2 separate regions of the Mus musculus genome follow, and region 2 is linked to region 1. The links are chromatin loops, found by intact Hi-C in ENCODE. Cell type or tissue: gastrocnemius. All regions are shown on one strand.

The links. Peaks named below come from ENCODE experiments on the same cell type or tissue, not always from the same donor. Only the 100,000 strongest peaks of a DNase experiment are listed, where the experiment ranks them.
Region 2: it touches region 1 in a loop (2.8-fold over the local background); 11 of 42 quality-filtered maps call a loop at or near these places.

What each region holds. Positions count from the first base shown.
Region 1 is chr9:72,453,937-72,461,936 of GRCm38, reverse strand. It overlaps Mns1 (meiosis-specific nuclear structural protein 1), which reads right to left. Exons shown (of 10, transcript NM_008613.3): 9 at 5,034-5,159; 10 at 3,361-3,624. The coding sequence ends at 3,544. It overlaps Tex9 (testis expressed gene 9), which reads left to right. Exons shown (of 12, transcript NM_009359.4): 11 at 1-81; 12 at 659-3,882. The coding sequence ends at 736. Among named protein-coding and RNA genes, the nearest start is that of Mns1, 19 kb to the right of the region's middle. In gastrocnemius, CTCF peaks have their summits at 3,492 (motif pointing left) and 5,333; a DNase peak (open chromatin) is centred at 3,496.
Region 2 is chr9:72,665,952-72,673,951 of GRCm38, reverse strand. It overlaps a transcript of Nedd4 not described here. Among named protein-coding and RNA genes, the nearest start is that of Nedd4, 23 kb to the left of the region's middle. In gastrocnemius, CTCF peaks have their summits at 1,370 (motif pointing right), 4,333 and 7,388; a DNase peak (open chromatin) is centred at 1,378; H3K4me3 peaks cover 1,473 bases; H3K27ac peaks cover 5,307 bases.

The sequences.
Region 1 (8,000 bases):
AAACTAGAAAGACAAAAAGGAGAATTAATGATAGGGTTCAAGAAGCAGTTGAAATTGATTGACATTTTGAAAAGGCAGAAGGTGAGTCTAACAATAGACGCTGTATCTCAGATACACTACAGACAGACCGTTCTGCCAAAAAGTTTGTTTTTACTTTGCTTATAATCTTACACATAAAATTGTATCTAAAGATGCACTGTATACGTGTGAAGTCACATCTGTGTAATACATAGTGAGGTTCACTGGTTTAAAACACACGCACGCACGCACGCACGCGCACACATACACAGATATGTTTGTATATATATTCCCTCCCAACTACAGAAAGTACCATTCATGAGAATGACTAATTTTAGTGGATTAATTTCCTCTTCAAACTTTGAGCAGTAATTCTAAAACACATTGTATCTTTCTTGAAACATGAAAAAAGACAATTCACAGCCCTCTCTCGTTACAAAGATCAGGTATAATGATATCAAATTATTCTTTTAACAGTAGCTTGGTCTTCATGTAATATCAATTTAAAGTGTTACACTTGCATGGTTAGTATGTATAATCCAACAATAGCTTATTTTTTTGATAGCATATTAACACAAACAAATTTTCTTTTGTTGTGTGTCCATCTCTAAATTGAACAATATATATTTTTTAAAAACAGATGCATATTGAAGCTGCCAAGATGCTGTCTTTCAGCGAGGAGGAGTTTATGAAGGCTCTTGAGTGGGGCAGTTCATGAGTGAGCAACTGCAATGGGATGCTCATTTGATATCAAGTGTAGTCTTCTTGCTGTTCATGAGTAATAAGAACATTTGTGAAATAAAAGAGTTAGATAATGACCTGGTGAAATAAACAGAATGTTTGGGAGGATGTTGGAAGACAAAGCCAGACGGCAACTCTGGCCTGACTTCCTTTTTCATTAGTAGTTATGAAATAAGGAAGCAAGACTTCGACTCTTAATTATCTTTTATGACCTACTAGACCTGGGAGAGGACAGAGAAGATGGCAGGGCAAGATTCTGGAGATCCCCAGCTGCAGCTGCTGAGTCTGCTGCAGGCCTGTGTGCTGTGCACGGCTGCTGCATCCAACAGCAGTGATGCAGGCTGGGACCAGAGGCTGTTGTGCAGGGGCTATGTGTGTGTTCTCTTGTTCAGTGGTTGTGCACACAGGAGACAAAATAGAGATGGAAACAGGGACACACTTACTGTACCAAAGGATCATAAGTATAAGTGATTATGAACAATTTGGATAACACAGAATGTTTAATTTCTGGAGATATACTACCAAGAATTAACTAAGATAGAAAAACCTGGACACACCCATAGTAAGAAGGGAGATCAAGTAGATCAAATCCATAATAAAAAGCTCTATTGGGAGCTGGTGTGATGGCACAGTGGTTACGGAGGGCATTGCTGCTATTGCAGAGGACCCAAATTCAGTTCCCAGCACCCACAGGGCTGCTCACAGCCACCTTTAACTCCAGCTCTAGGGGTTCAAGGCCCTTTTCTGGCCTCCATTGACCTCTGCACAAACGGGATACATAGACATGCACTCAGGGATACACATAAAATAAAAATAAATATTTAAAAAAATAAATCTCCTCAAAGAAAAACACAGGACCTGACGGCTTCACTGCCAGCTTCTACCAAACATTTAAAGATTGGCAGTTCTTCTCAAACTATTCCAAAACAGTGACATAAAGACATTTCCACATTCAAGTATGCTCATCCTGATACCGAAATCATGCAAGAGCAACAAACAAAACCAAGCCAACAACTCCCATAGTCCAGTATCTCTGATCAACTCAGATGCAGAAATGCTCCCCAGAACACCAGCAAACAACTTCTATACATCAAAAGATCCCTCATCACGATGCAGTGGGATTCAACCTAGATGATTTGACATTCAAATCAGTAAGCATGTCACACTGACAGAATGAAGAAAAGGTTTGTAAATTCAGTAGAGAGAAAAGCCCAAGACTGAGCAACACTTCATGACAAAACTGTCAGCAAAGTAGGTTACAGAAGGAATGTGCTGTAACGTGAGTCATATGTGACAAACCCACAGCCAACACACTGAACAGGGAAAAGCTGAAGCTTAGCCCCACGTATTTGTGTATCCAATCCTTTTATATTGTGACATGATATTGTGATCTTCAGAGTTCATACTGAAAGACTATGCAACAGAATTACAAATTAAAAAAATGAATTTTGTATAACATTTTAAGTTTGCTATTTGTAGTGGTCTGCATTAATCACATCCCAGGTTGCCCATCCCTATAAGACCTGAAATCAGACAGTTAAGAGCAATGGCTAGGCAGAGAGCACACGCCTTTAATCCCAGCACTCAGGAGGTAGAAGCAGGAAGATTTCTGTGAGTTCGAGGTTAGCCTGGACAGCCAGGCCCACACAGTGAAACTCTGTTTCCACCCTCTCCAAAACCTCCCCAAAAGAGCACTAGTTGCTCTTGCAGAGAACCCAGGTTTGGTTCCCACCGTGCGTATGGTCCCAGTCATCTGTAACTCCAGTTCCAGAGGCTAGGACACCGTCTTGAGGCATTCTTGAGCTCTGCAGACATCTAGTACACATATATGCAGGCAAGCACATGTAAAATTTTTTTTTTTTTTTTTTGGTTTTTCGAGACAGGGTTTCTCTGTGTAGCCCTGGCTGTCCTGGAACTCGCTCTGTAGACCAGGCTGGCCTCGAACTCAGAAATCCGCCTGCCTCTGCCTCCTGAGTGCGCCACCACGCCCGGCTCGTAAAATATTTTTTTAATCTTAGCAGAAATGCTAATCAAATATAACCAGCAAGAGAAAGAAAAATATGAAGTCTGGGAACAAAGAAGTTGGGTTGTCCATTATGAAAAATGGTTGAGATCAAATCAACTGAGTAAAGTTACAAGGTAAGAAAACCAATAGGCACACATCAGGAGACTGACAGCACAAATGAAAGCCTTGAGCTGTAGCTCAGTGGCAGAGCACTTACAGAACATGTATGAGACCCCAGATCCAGTCCCTAGCATAGCACAAGCCAAAGTAGTGGCATTTTTATACATCAGTGGCAGAATATCAGAGAAAATCTACAGTACCCCATTTGTAGTATCTAACAAAAACATTTTAGACTAAATTTTACCAAGGAGATTGAAGATGGCTGTATTGAAAACTACAAAATATTGATGACAGAAACTTGAGAGAAGTAAATAGCTGTTTAATGTTTATGAATTAGAAAAGTGTCTTACATACTGCCCAGAGAGGTCTGTCGTCTCCCTGTAGTGAGCTGCTGTGTTTGGCCTCTGGTTCTGTGGAATTCTGTGATATGATGGCATCATAGAATGCATAGTAAATAAAAATGACTAATTCTGCAGTTAAAGTACTAATGTGTTTAATTTTTGTCAAACTGTATACATGATGAAATAGGAGGATGTTTTAGAACATGCAGATAGACCAGGGCCTACTGTCACCAACTGTAAAACAGCAGTTACGCTGACATCTAGTGGCAGCATCTGAGCACTCCAGGTCTCGCCCGGCCTTGCTATGAAGACTCGGCTTCAGACTCCATCCCTTTTCTGATAGGCCTTCCTGAACTCTTCACCAAGCATGTCAACATCGTCTTCTCTTTTAAACACTCCCTACAAAGAAGCATTTTGTTGGTTACTTTGAACATTAGAGTATTTCACTGAATTTTCTTAGGACTAACACACACAGACATGAAGCTAATGAAGAAATGCAGATAATGAGATCGATTATTGAAACTTAATTTTAAAATATCAGAAAGACTATGGCTTCAAGTATATCTGAATATCACTGAGCTGCTCCCAGTTCCTGATTACTCAACCTCAGAGTATTAAGCTGTGCTAGGGGCTGCTGTGCCTTATGCTCTAACTCCGGCCGTGACTGCCTACATTACAGGCTACTGTCCGGACGCACTCTTTCTGCCTCAGTCTATCAGCGGCTCATTCTGAGACACTGAATTTTACTCTTAACGGGTCCCGGCTGCCCTCCAGAAGTATTTTCTCCACTCAGATGTTGAAGTCCAAAGGCCCTCTCAGCATATATATAGTCTGTTTTATTAAATATACCAATCATGGGTGAATTTTGGCATCAGGCTATCATGCGTATTTAAATCTACCTAACTAATTAGACTTTAATACACTACGGCTAGCAACTTTTAATAATTTTCCTTTTTCTTTCATTGGTTAGGGACTGAACACACTTGATTCTGCATAGTCAATAAAGACTTCAAGCAATATGACTCATATATTTGAAGGACTGTGGCTTTATGAATCTCCATGTTTATATGGATAAGGAAGCTAATTATTAGCAGTCACAATGTGTCTCAAATACTATACATGAAAATTCATTGCCTATTGGAATAGCTCTCAATAGTTGAGGCTGCCTAGTACCTACTTACAATCAGTTTCCCACAGAGCAGACTCGGCTCAGACTCATGTCTAGCATGTGTTCACCCATGACAAGGCTTCATGTCTCTCATTATCTTCATGTTTACCCTTTTATAGTTGCTCTAGGGTAGTTTGTTTCAGATTTCCCATGCAACAAGCAGATGAAGAGCCTCAAAAGTGTTAGCTCAGGGGCTGGGGATATAGGTCACTACATAGAGCACTTGCCTAGCAAGGCTCTAGGTTAGATCCCCAGCCCCACAGAAGCTTGGCAAAGTAACACAAGCCTGCAGGAGGAGAAGCAGGAGGACCACAAGTTCAAGGTCATCCTCTGTTTCATAGGGAGTTCCAGGCCAGCCTGGGCTACACCTTGTCTCAAAAAGTAAATAAATGAATAAATAAATAAATGAATAAATACTCAATCTTGATAACTCTAGCTCAGATCACTAGTAATGCTCCAGGACAAGCTCTTGCTATCGAGGCATTTAAAAAGGACGATAGGTATCAACTCTGCCTGGGTCCCAGTGCTTCACCAACAAACAACAGCATGAAGTTACTCCCTCTGACTCTAGAATCACGCTTCAGCGCCGTTGTTTTCTCCAGTAGGACGAGGCTCACACACTAAGGTCAGTGTCACTTACTTTGGGGAGATAGCCTAGTAACTTTGCAGCATGTTCTTTGAGGAGTCTCAGCCTCTCTTCTTCAATAATCTCATTGATGCAGCCCTGCCGCCTTTGCTGTAGTTGCAATTCCTCCAGCTCACGTTGCTGCAAACAAAATCAAAATGTTTTAACTGTCACACAATACATTCATCTCTTATGAAGTTTACAAATAAAGCTAGATGATAAGACTGGTGTGTTAATTATAAGATTAGAAGATAATTATGTATATCTTTATTTTTTAAAGATTTATTTATTATACATATGTGAGTACACTGCTGCCCTCTTCAGACACACCAGAAGAAGGCATCAGATCTCATTCCAGATGGTTGTGAGCCATCGTGTGGTTGCTGGGAATTGAATTCAGGGTCTTAGGAAGAGTAGTCAGTGCTCTTAACTGCTGAGCCATCTTTCCAGCCCATAGTGTATGTCTTTTAATACAGGTAAATATATATACCTGTATTTTTATCATCATTATCTCTCTAAACTTTCAAGAACAAGTTATATCCCACCCGTATTTTTGTTTTCTTTATTTGTGGTGCTGGTGTTTGAACCCAGGGCCCTGCACCTGCACCTGCTAGGCAAGTACTCTACCACTGAGCTGCAATCCCAGCCCTATGACAGGAAGTTTAAAGGACACATTTTTTTTTTAGGAAAATCTTCAATCTCAAGAAAAAATGTATTCAAATGAGTGATTTCCTAACTAATTCAGCAAATATTTATGCAGTTTCCACCATATACCCCGTTCCCAAGATACCCCAAACAGTTTATAGTGTAAGACAAAAATAAAATCCTAATGCATAAAACAAAACACAGTTATCTGAAGATACGTTTTTTTAAATGCATCGTTAAAGGTCTAAGTGGAGCACACTGCAGAGGTCAGAGTCCCAGCAAAGAAGCTATGGTACCTTTCTGGAGAATACTGAATTCTGTGGGAACTCTGAGCTATGGAATGCCGATGTGATGTCATGTACATAACATTAGGGCCCAGAGAACTTTACCCAAGCCACACTCCTGAGTAGGATCTGCAGAAGTGGGAACGGAATCAGGTAAGACCTCTACCACGGAACAGCAACCCAGCCCCACACACTGATTTAATGAGATGACGTAACCTATCTAATCTTGGCATAACACAGGGTTTTCCTTCATATGCTGTGCTACCCCACACTACATGTTTACCCCCACTTCACATAATTCTACTCTAAGGCAGGTCGATCGGTTTAGAAAGGTGTGGGACAAAGCCTGAATAAACTGGTAGTAAAGTCTTTTTAGGAATTTGTTTAAACCATACACATTCTTAGAGGTGAACAGGATTATAGACAGCTACTTAGGCCTCTAAAATAGAAATGGGCAGTTTAGTGCTTTTAAGGCTACGTAATGCTAAGAATTAGTAAGTTCTGTTAAGGCATCCACATTTGCTCCCGGGCAAAGCAAGACTTGTCTTACACAACACTGACATCCAAGCCAGTTCTTCATACTGGGCATGCTTACTACTAAACCCTAAAACATGTGTGATAGCGTGTGTTACTAGGGGTTTTAGTGAATTCCATGTTTGCATGTCGTGCTGGCTTCTCTGAGTGTCCTGATCAGCTCTGTAACCCTAGAGAGGGTTCACTGGTCCTACCCTTCTACAGGAGTTAACTCCTAGGCCATACAGGTGGTTCCAAAACCTTTTTAGTTTTCTATATTCATTAACTCAACATTTAAAAGTACCAAATGTCAGGCAAATTGCATTTTATAGAGCATTATAAATCCCTTAAAGGTTAGATTCAGGCCAAGACTGACTTACACCAGGCCTAAGCAATTGTGGCTTTGATCTGTTTAAGAGTTCCCTGAGGTTTAAGTGTGAAGCAACACGAGATTTATAAAAATTACTGATTGGCAGCCTGACCAGTTACAAGGGGACCAAGCTGAAATGCCAAGGAGCAGGAGGGCCTGCTGGCCTCTTTGTTTTCTGTGATATCATTTACGGTCTGGTTTTTTTTTTTTTTCTTCTCATCTTAAACCATAATGTTCTCCAAGACTCAACCCTAGACTCCTGATGCTTTCTCATTACAACACCAATATATCACTTAAATCTCTTGGTGCTGCTTAATTCTGGGTAAGCACTTCTCAAAAAAAAAAAAAAATAATAATAATAAAGAAAACCAAACCAACTAAATAAACAAAAATATCAAACAAACCAAACCAGCCTAAGCCTCACTGTGACATGTAACCACATATGTGCTCCATGTAACCACACATGTGCTCCCTGTAGCCACACATGTGCTCCCTGTAGCCACACATGTGCTCCATGTAACCACACATGTGCTCCCTGTAGCCACACATGTGCTCCATGTAACCACACATGTGCTCCATGTAACCACACATGTGCTCCATGTAATCACACATGTGTTCCATGTAACCACACATGTGCTCCATGTAATCACACATGTGCTCCATGTAACCACACATGTGCTTCATGTAACCACACATGTGCTCCATGTAGCCACACATGTGCTCCCTGAGTCTCTCACACTTGAAACCTTTGAAATATTTTGATTCCTTCCTTCTTCTACTCTATATGCTAGGGGGAAAATCATACAGTCTCAATTATTTCCTGTAATTCATCTGACATCCCCTACTGCTGCTGCTGTTTATGGCCTGTAAAAGCTAGAACTGCCACTGGACGTCTCAGAGGCCACTCTTATTACATTTAGAGTTTTCACACAAGACTGTGCTGAGTTCTTAAAAATACCCTTCCAGTGAGACAGATCGCTTGGGGATTCTTTCAGTTTGTCATTGACGCATAAATATTTAAGTCAGTATGTCAAACTCACAAGCTGGTTCCCTGTCCAACTTTTTTTCCCCCTTATTAGATGGGGTTTCTCTGTGTAGCCCTGGCTGTCCTGGAATTCAGTCTGTAGACCAGGCTGGCCTTGATCTCTGAGCTCTGCCTGCCTCTGCCTC
Region 2 (8,000 bases), 210 kb before region 1:
TGCCTAATACATTCCTGGTGATTTTATTATCATTGTGAAATATTTGAAAATACCTTTCCCTTATTTTAGCAGATTTTAATTGTTTTTGATTTTGTTTTTTTCATGACAGGGTTACTCTTGTGTAGCCCTAACCATCCTAGAATGCTATATGTAGACCAGGCTGGCCTACAGAGTCAGAGATCTACCTGCCTCTGCCTCCTGATAGCTGGGATTAAAGACATGTGCCACACTGCCTGGCTCGTATTCACGTTAATCTTTATCATACCATTTTTGCATCCATTTTCCCCAACCTAGGTATATCATTGAATTTAAGTATGTTTTTTAAAGAGTTGCTTCATAATTTATGTGCATACAGTGTATGCCTCTGTGTTATGTGTACATGTGCCTGCCAAAGCCATAAGAGTGTTGGATCTCCGTGAGCTGGATTTACAGACAGTTGTAAGCCAGCTAATGTGGGTGCTTGTAATTATTACATGATTGGATACAAGTATATTAACTCATGTTTTCCTTCCCTTGTCCTGTCCCCTTTAAAAAGAATTGTTTTGTACTGACTTTTTAATTGTTTCAAGAACTTCAGTTTAAAATTTCTGCTTTTACAGCTCTAGAGTACAACTATGCTTGCATAGCTATGGTGGTGGTGGCACATGCCCTTAAATCCAGCACTTGAGAGACAGAGACAGGCAGTCCTGAGTTCAAGGCCAGCCTAGTCTACAGAAGTAATTTTAGGATAGCCAGAGAAACTGTCAAAAAGAAACAAACAAAAACAAAAAACCTCCAAATTTCTGCTCTTACAAAACCTAAAATTCTTCACATTACTGTTGAAATGTTGATATGATTATGTTTTCTATTTCATACCCTTAATGATTCACTTTGCCTATGCTTTCTACCACACGATCCTTCCATGCAGGGTCACAGCAAACACACACCCTATCCTTTATGCTGTTATTCCCATAAGCATTCCTTTCATCCCTTTTATCTAATATGAATCCGTAAGACAAGGTTGTTGAATCATGATTCCAATGGGCCCTGTATAAGGTTAAGAGCATTTACTGCTCTTGCAAGGGACCCAAGTTTGATTCCCAGCACAAACATGGCAGATCACAGCCAATTATAACTCTAGTTCCAGGAGACTAATATCCTCTTCTGACCTCTATGGACATCAAATGTTCAAACATATACATGAAGACAAAACACCCACACACAAAAATAAAACTTTTAATTAATTAAAAAAAAAAGCATCTGTAGATTCCAGGTATTTATCACTTCTGATGGTCTTTTCCTTTCTCTTCACCAGGAGCTTTAACCTGCTTTAACATTTCTTCTTTAAAAAGATTTAAGTTGTGTGTACATGTGTGCAGTGCCTGTGGAGGCCAGGAGAGGGCGCCAGATCCCCTGGAGTTGGTCACAGGCAGTTCCCAGGGAAACCTCAGTAAAAGCAATACAGGATTGCTGAGCCAACTCTCCAGTCCAGTTGTATATTTCATTGATCGTTTTCCAAATTTAGACACTTATTCTTTAAAAAGATTTTATTTCATTATTTATCTCTCTGGGATGTAGTTCAAACAGACCTTTCTTCTTCATCATCTTCTAATTGGTAAATGATCCCCATTAATCTATGTTCAGTTCATCTTTGTTCTATGTATCCATTCAGAAATCACGGCCAACCAAAGAACTTGAATTTCAATTATATTTTAGTTGTAGAGTTTCCCCGGTATTTTATTATTTATTTATCTATTTATGTCTCTACTTCATTCCTGAGATTTCCAATGTTTTGACTGACAATGAGCATATATTCTTTCTCCCTTTCTTTTTTTCTTTCTTTCCCACCCAGTTTTTGTTTCGTGGAGACAGAGTCTCGCTATGCAGCCCTGGAACTCACTATGTAGACCAGACTAGCCGTGAGTGCCTCCCATCACATTCTGCTCACATATTCCTTATTGATTGACAGTGTGTCCCACTTCCCTTGCTCTTTACAGACCAGGTGACTACATGCTGTACCGTGGACATTGTAAGCTGAGTTACAGAGACTCTGGGTTGTTTTTTTCTGTGTTTATCTATCTTGTTTAGACACTCACTCTCTGCTCAGATCTTCTGACACCAGCTGAGAGGCCAACTCTTTCTCTTCCAGAATCCCCACCACTGCCAGGCTTCCTGCCAATCTCTCATTTCTCCACCAGAGTCCAACCCCTGCTCCAGGTTTTCAGGCTGTGGAGACCACCAACCCCTGCCTCAGGTTGTAATTCTCCCTGGCTGACTAATTCCTCTAAGGGAACCCCGCCACACCACTGGGTCTCTCCCATGTAGCTCCAACCCAGTGCGCCCCGCTCTGCTCACTTGATACTCAGAGCTCCTTTTTCTACTGTAACCAGAGATTATGCTGGTTATTATCTGCTAACGGATTTAGAGAATTAAAATGCTATCAAATTCTGGGGGCAGAACTCAATAGTAAATCTATAACTACAACTGTCTTTAATTTTGCAAATTCATTGATTCAGATACCAAGAAAATAATCAGCCACTTACCCTGTAAGGATCTCACTGTGTACCAAAATTTGCTACTATCACTCAGATTTTCATTTAATCAAAGTTCAAGAAAGAAACTAAGCAATACTGTTTCCTTAAACCCCAAGCTCATGCATTGTTATTTACCTGGCTCCCAAGATGTCTTTCTTGGCCAGGCCTATGCCAGCTATAACCTTCACTCTCACAACTCGTGTGTCATCCTAAAATACAAAAAGGTGTTTTATTTTCATGTCATTACAAGCTATCTAATACAATAGTCACGAGAATACTAAATTCAAAGGAATATTTAAAAGTAAGTAATCTGATTGAAAGCTATATAGAAGAAAATAAAGACAAAATTTACAATTTTTAGATACATTTAATCACACACACAAAAACCAAAGAACTAAAGTCAAGTTATTACACATAGTAATTTAGCTTTCTTTCTTTTTTTTTTTTTTTTTTTTTTTTTAAGATTTTATTTATTATTATAGTAAGTACACTGTAGCTATCTTCAGACACACCAGAAGAGGGAGTCAGATCTTGTTACAGATGGTTGTGAGCCACCATGTGGTTGCTGGGATTTGAACTCTGGACCTTCGGAAGAGCAGTCGGGTGCTCTTACCCACTGAGCCATCTCACCAGCCCCCTAATTTAGCTTTCTTATAATAAACTTTTAATGACAAATTATAACTAAGGAAGTTACCACTGTTGCTGTGTTCATACCATGAAATCAAAAGCTCATAGTCATTTGTAATAACTACAAAGAAAAGGTAGTTTTTAAGTACCATTAAACAGTTTATAAATAACAGTGAACACACTATGATATGTCAAATACCAATGATCTTGCATGTCAACAGTGGAATGAGGTCTCATGGGAGAATTTCCTTGTCTTAAAAGAGATATATCATCTGAGGGTAGCTGGGGGGAGAAGTTGGCAGGGTAAATATGATCACATTACATTGTCTATGGCTAGGTGTGGTGATAAGCCACTTTAACCCCTTGGAGCCAGCACTAGAACAATTCAAGACCAGCGTGGTTTACATAGCAAGTTCCAGGCTAGTCAGGGCTATTATGAGATCCTGCCTCAAAGGAAATTCATTAATTTGGGGGGTTGAGAAATAGCTCAGCAGTTTAAAGCATTAGCTGTTCTTCCAAAGGATCTGGATTCAATTCCTAGCACCTACACGGGGGCTCACAACCATCTCTAAGTCCAGGTCTAAGGTCTGAAGAGGCCCTCTTCCAGTCTCTATGGACACTAGGAATACACACCATATAAAGGCATACATACAAACAAAACACCCATACGCATAAATAAGAATTTAAAAACATACGTTGTGGAGCTCCAGGTACGGATCAGCAGTGAACAGCACGTGCTCCTCTTCCAGGGAATTCGGATTCAACTCCCAGCATCCACATGGAGGCTCACAAGTATCTGTAACATCACTTCCGGGGGATCCGCCACCATCTTCTGTCTTATCCAGGCAAAACTCCCATACCCATAATTTAAAAAAATAAATACATTGTTGTGAAATTCTCAACAAAATAATAAAAATATTATACTTTCTAAAGTGATGAATAACAAAGTATTCAGCAGAAAATGGCACAAATTCTGTAACTTATTCTCAAGTGGCTCAGCAAATAAAAAGTTGGATGTGAGTCTGTGCAAATGTAGGTAATGTCTCCAAGCTGTGGACTACACTGTTGTACGCACTCTTAACCTACAGATTATAAATCGTTTAAATCAAAAAAGGGTAGGTATTCTGGATTCATTTCAGATACTGGGGAAAATATTCCAATAAAAAGCAACCTTGGGGATTTGGCTTAAAAACATTCAGTCCGCCAGGCGGCGCACTTAATCCCAGCACTTGGGAGGCAGAGGCAGGTGGATTTGAGTTCCAGGACAGCTGGGGCTATACAGGGAAATCAAGGCAAGAATTGAAGCAGCTCTCATATATACTCAGTCACGAGCAGAGGCTTGCTGCCCATCAGTCAGCTTTCCTCTTACATTGTTTGGAACCCCTGCCTAAAATGTCTGTAAGACAGTTCAGTATAATGCAAGCTTCCGTAAACTCAGTGCACAGCCTGGTAATACTGTGTTCATTCTCTTTTTATAGACTCATGCTAACTGTGCTGGCTAGTTATATGTGAACTTGACACAGCTATTGTCATGAGAGAAGGAACCTCAATATAGGCAGAAAATGTCCCAAGACTGGACTGTAAACTAGTATTTGTAATTAGTGATTGATGTGAGAGGGCCAGGCAACCTCTATGCTGGTAGACTTGGGTGCTTTAAGGCAGGCTGAGCAAGCAATGAATGACGAGCCAGTAAGTGGGCTCTACAGTAGCTTCTGCCTCCAGGTACCTGCAAAACCTAGAGTTCCTGCTCTAAATCCTTCAATGATGGACCACAATGTGGCCAATGTAAGCTAAGTAAAGCCCTTCCTCCCCACCTCACTGTTGGTCATAGTGTCTCTCAGACAATAAGACACTAAGACAGGTGAGAATAAGTTACTTGAGCTGAGTGCCACTCACAATAAACTGGGTCTTCTTATATGAAGTAACCATCAAGACAACCCCCACGGGCTGGTGAGATGGCTCAGTGGGTAAGAGTACCCGACTGCTCTTCCGAAGGTCAGGAGTTCAAATCCCAGCAACCACATGGTGGCTCACAACCATCTGTAACAAGATCTGACTCCCTCTTCTGGAGTGTCTGAAGACAGCTACAGTGTACTTACATTAATAAAATAAATAAATCTAAAAAAAAAAAAAAAAAGACAACCCCCACACATCTGTTCACAGACCAACCTGATTCAGATAATTCCTCATTAAGAGCCTTCCCCTACTATTTGTACATAGTTTTAATGCCAGCACTCAGGAGTTAGAAGCCAGCAGATAGATCTCTGGACTATATAATGAGTTCCAAGGTAGCCGGTGCTACACAGTAGGATCCTGTCTCAATATACATATTTTTCCACATACATATGTTTAAAATTGTACAAGATACAGAAACAAAATAAACAAACTTCAACTGATAATATTAAAAACACTGTTGAAGGACATTAGAGAACTAATAAATGAAGACATTCTCTGTGCTTGTTGATGAAAAATTTTAATAAGTTGCCTATTTTCTCCAAAGTAATATATAAATCCAATATAATTCCAACCTCCAACTCCTTATATTTTTGTGGTCTTATTAAATGACTAGAGTCCATATTGAAATGTAAAAAGACAACATTAACAATGGCACCCAATTACTATCTTACACAACAAGCATAAGAAACAAAATTCGGGCTGGAGAGATGGCTCAGCGGGTAAGAGCACCCGACTGCCCTTCCAAAGGTCCGGAGTTCAAATCCCAGCAACCACATGGTGGCTCACAACCATCCGTAACGAGATCTGACTCCCTCTTCTGGAGTGTCTGAAGACAGCTACAGTGTACTTACATATAATAAATAAATCTTAAAAAAAAAGAAAGAAAGAAACAAAATTCACTGGGTGACAGTAGTTCAGAGAGAAACTCTGTCTTGAAAAAATAAAATTAAAAAAAGTTCACAAGAAGCCGGGCGGTGGTGGCGCACGCCTTTAATCCCAGCACTTAGGATACAGAGGTAGGCAGATTTTTGAGTTTGAGGCCAGCCTGGTCTACAAAGTGAGTTCCAGGATAGCCAGGGCTACACAGAGGAAAAACCTGTCTTAAATAAATAAATAATAAATGTTCACAAGAGTGTGTCAGCAAAATGGCTCCATGTCCCTTCCCCCCACACCTCCCCACCCGCACTTGCTGACAAGTCTGGTGACTCAAGTTCAATTCCTGAGACCCACATGATAGACAGAGGATTCCTAAAAGCTGCTTCTAACTTCCATTCATGCACCATGGCACACGAATACATACACATGCGTGCGCACAAACAAGTAAATAAATGTAATTTGTTAAATCTCAGAAAGATTTTCAGAAGAATTCCTTAATATTTCTATGAATTTAAGTAGGAAAGATTCAGGGCTAGGGACATAGCTAAGTTAGTAGAGTATATGCCCACATACAGGATGCTCTGCATTCATACATGTAGCCAGGAGCATCTTGAACCTTAACCCCACCCCTCCATTTCCAGATACGGGATTCCGGTATGCACCACCACACCCATAAACCCAGTGCTCTTGCTAGACAAGCACTTCACCAACTAAGCTACAAATCCAGCCTCAGACATTGGCACTCTTTTTTGTCATGGTTTCCCTTCATTATTTTTAATTAGATGCTTGTGTCTCTGTGTGTGTGTGTGTGTGTGCGTGTGCATCTGTGTGTGGGGCTCTGTGGAGGCCAGCAGAGTGAGGGGATCCTCCAAGTTCAAGTAACAGGCTTGTGTGTGTGCTGCCTAGTGAGTGCTAGAAACTGAACTCAGGTCTTCTACACAAACAGTAAGCGCTCCTAACTACTGAGGCTTCTCTGCAGTCATCAAAACTGTAGAAAAAATTGTAGAAAAATTCAACCTGCATACATGTATGCTTATCAGCAGAAAAAGCCAAAGCGATACCCCTCTTTTTTATCCCCCCCCATCTTCAGTGAGTGCATCTTAATAGGAAACCTACTTCTCACAACTCTAACTGGGAAAAGTCTCCAGCCTCCCAGCCTCTAAAGAGTGGGCAGTGCCTGGCTGATAAGATGGCTCAGTGGGTAAGAGCACCCGACTGCTCTTCCGGAGGTCCAGAGTTCAAATCCCAGCAACCACATGGTGGCTCACAACCACCCGTAATGAGATCTGATGCCCTCTTCTGGTGCGTCTGAAGACAGCTACAGTGTACTTACATATAATAAATAAATAAATAAATCTTTAAAAAAAAAAAAAAAAAAAAAAAAAGAGTCGGCAGTGCCCTGGGAGGACAACAGGTAATAACCCCCAGGCCCACATCCTTCCTCTCATCCTTTCTTTCATCTTTCTCTGGGGACAATGCCTAGCACCTCTAATCTCACAGCAAGCAGGCAGGCAGCTCTCTGAGTTCCCGGCCAGCCTGATCTACAGAGTTCTCCAGGTTATACAGCGAGACCCTGTTTCAAAAAAAGCAAAAGGAATGAGTTATTTTCTGTAGTTAATCCTAAGTGGCCACCAGAGCAAACCATGTAAATTATATTACACTTCTTCATTTAGCTAATGTCCTAATAGTAAAATTTCTGCAAACAGAATCTCTTTCCATAGGCTATACATAAAAGAACTAAAACTCAAGCCGGGCGTGGTGGCACACGCCTTTAATCCCAGGACTCGGGAGACAGAGGCAGGCGGATTTCTGAGTTCGAGGCCAGCCTGGTCTACAGAGTGAGTTCAAAGACAGCCAGGGCTACACAGAGAAACCCTGTCTCAAAAAAACCAAAAAAAAAAAAAACCCAAAAAACTAAAACTCATCCAAAAGGGGGCAGGTATTAGATCCAATTTCAGCATGCTTTAATACCCTCCGTCACATCACCCAGTGAGTCCTAATCGCTCTGTAAGATTAAGCCACAATTCT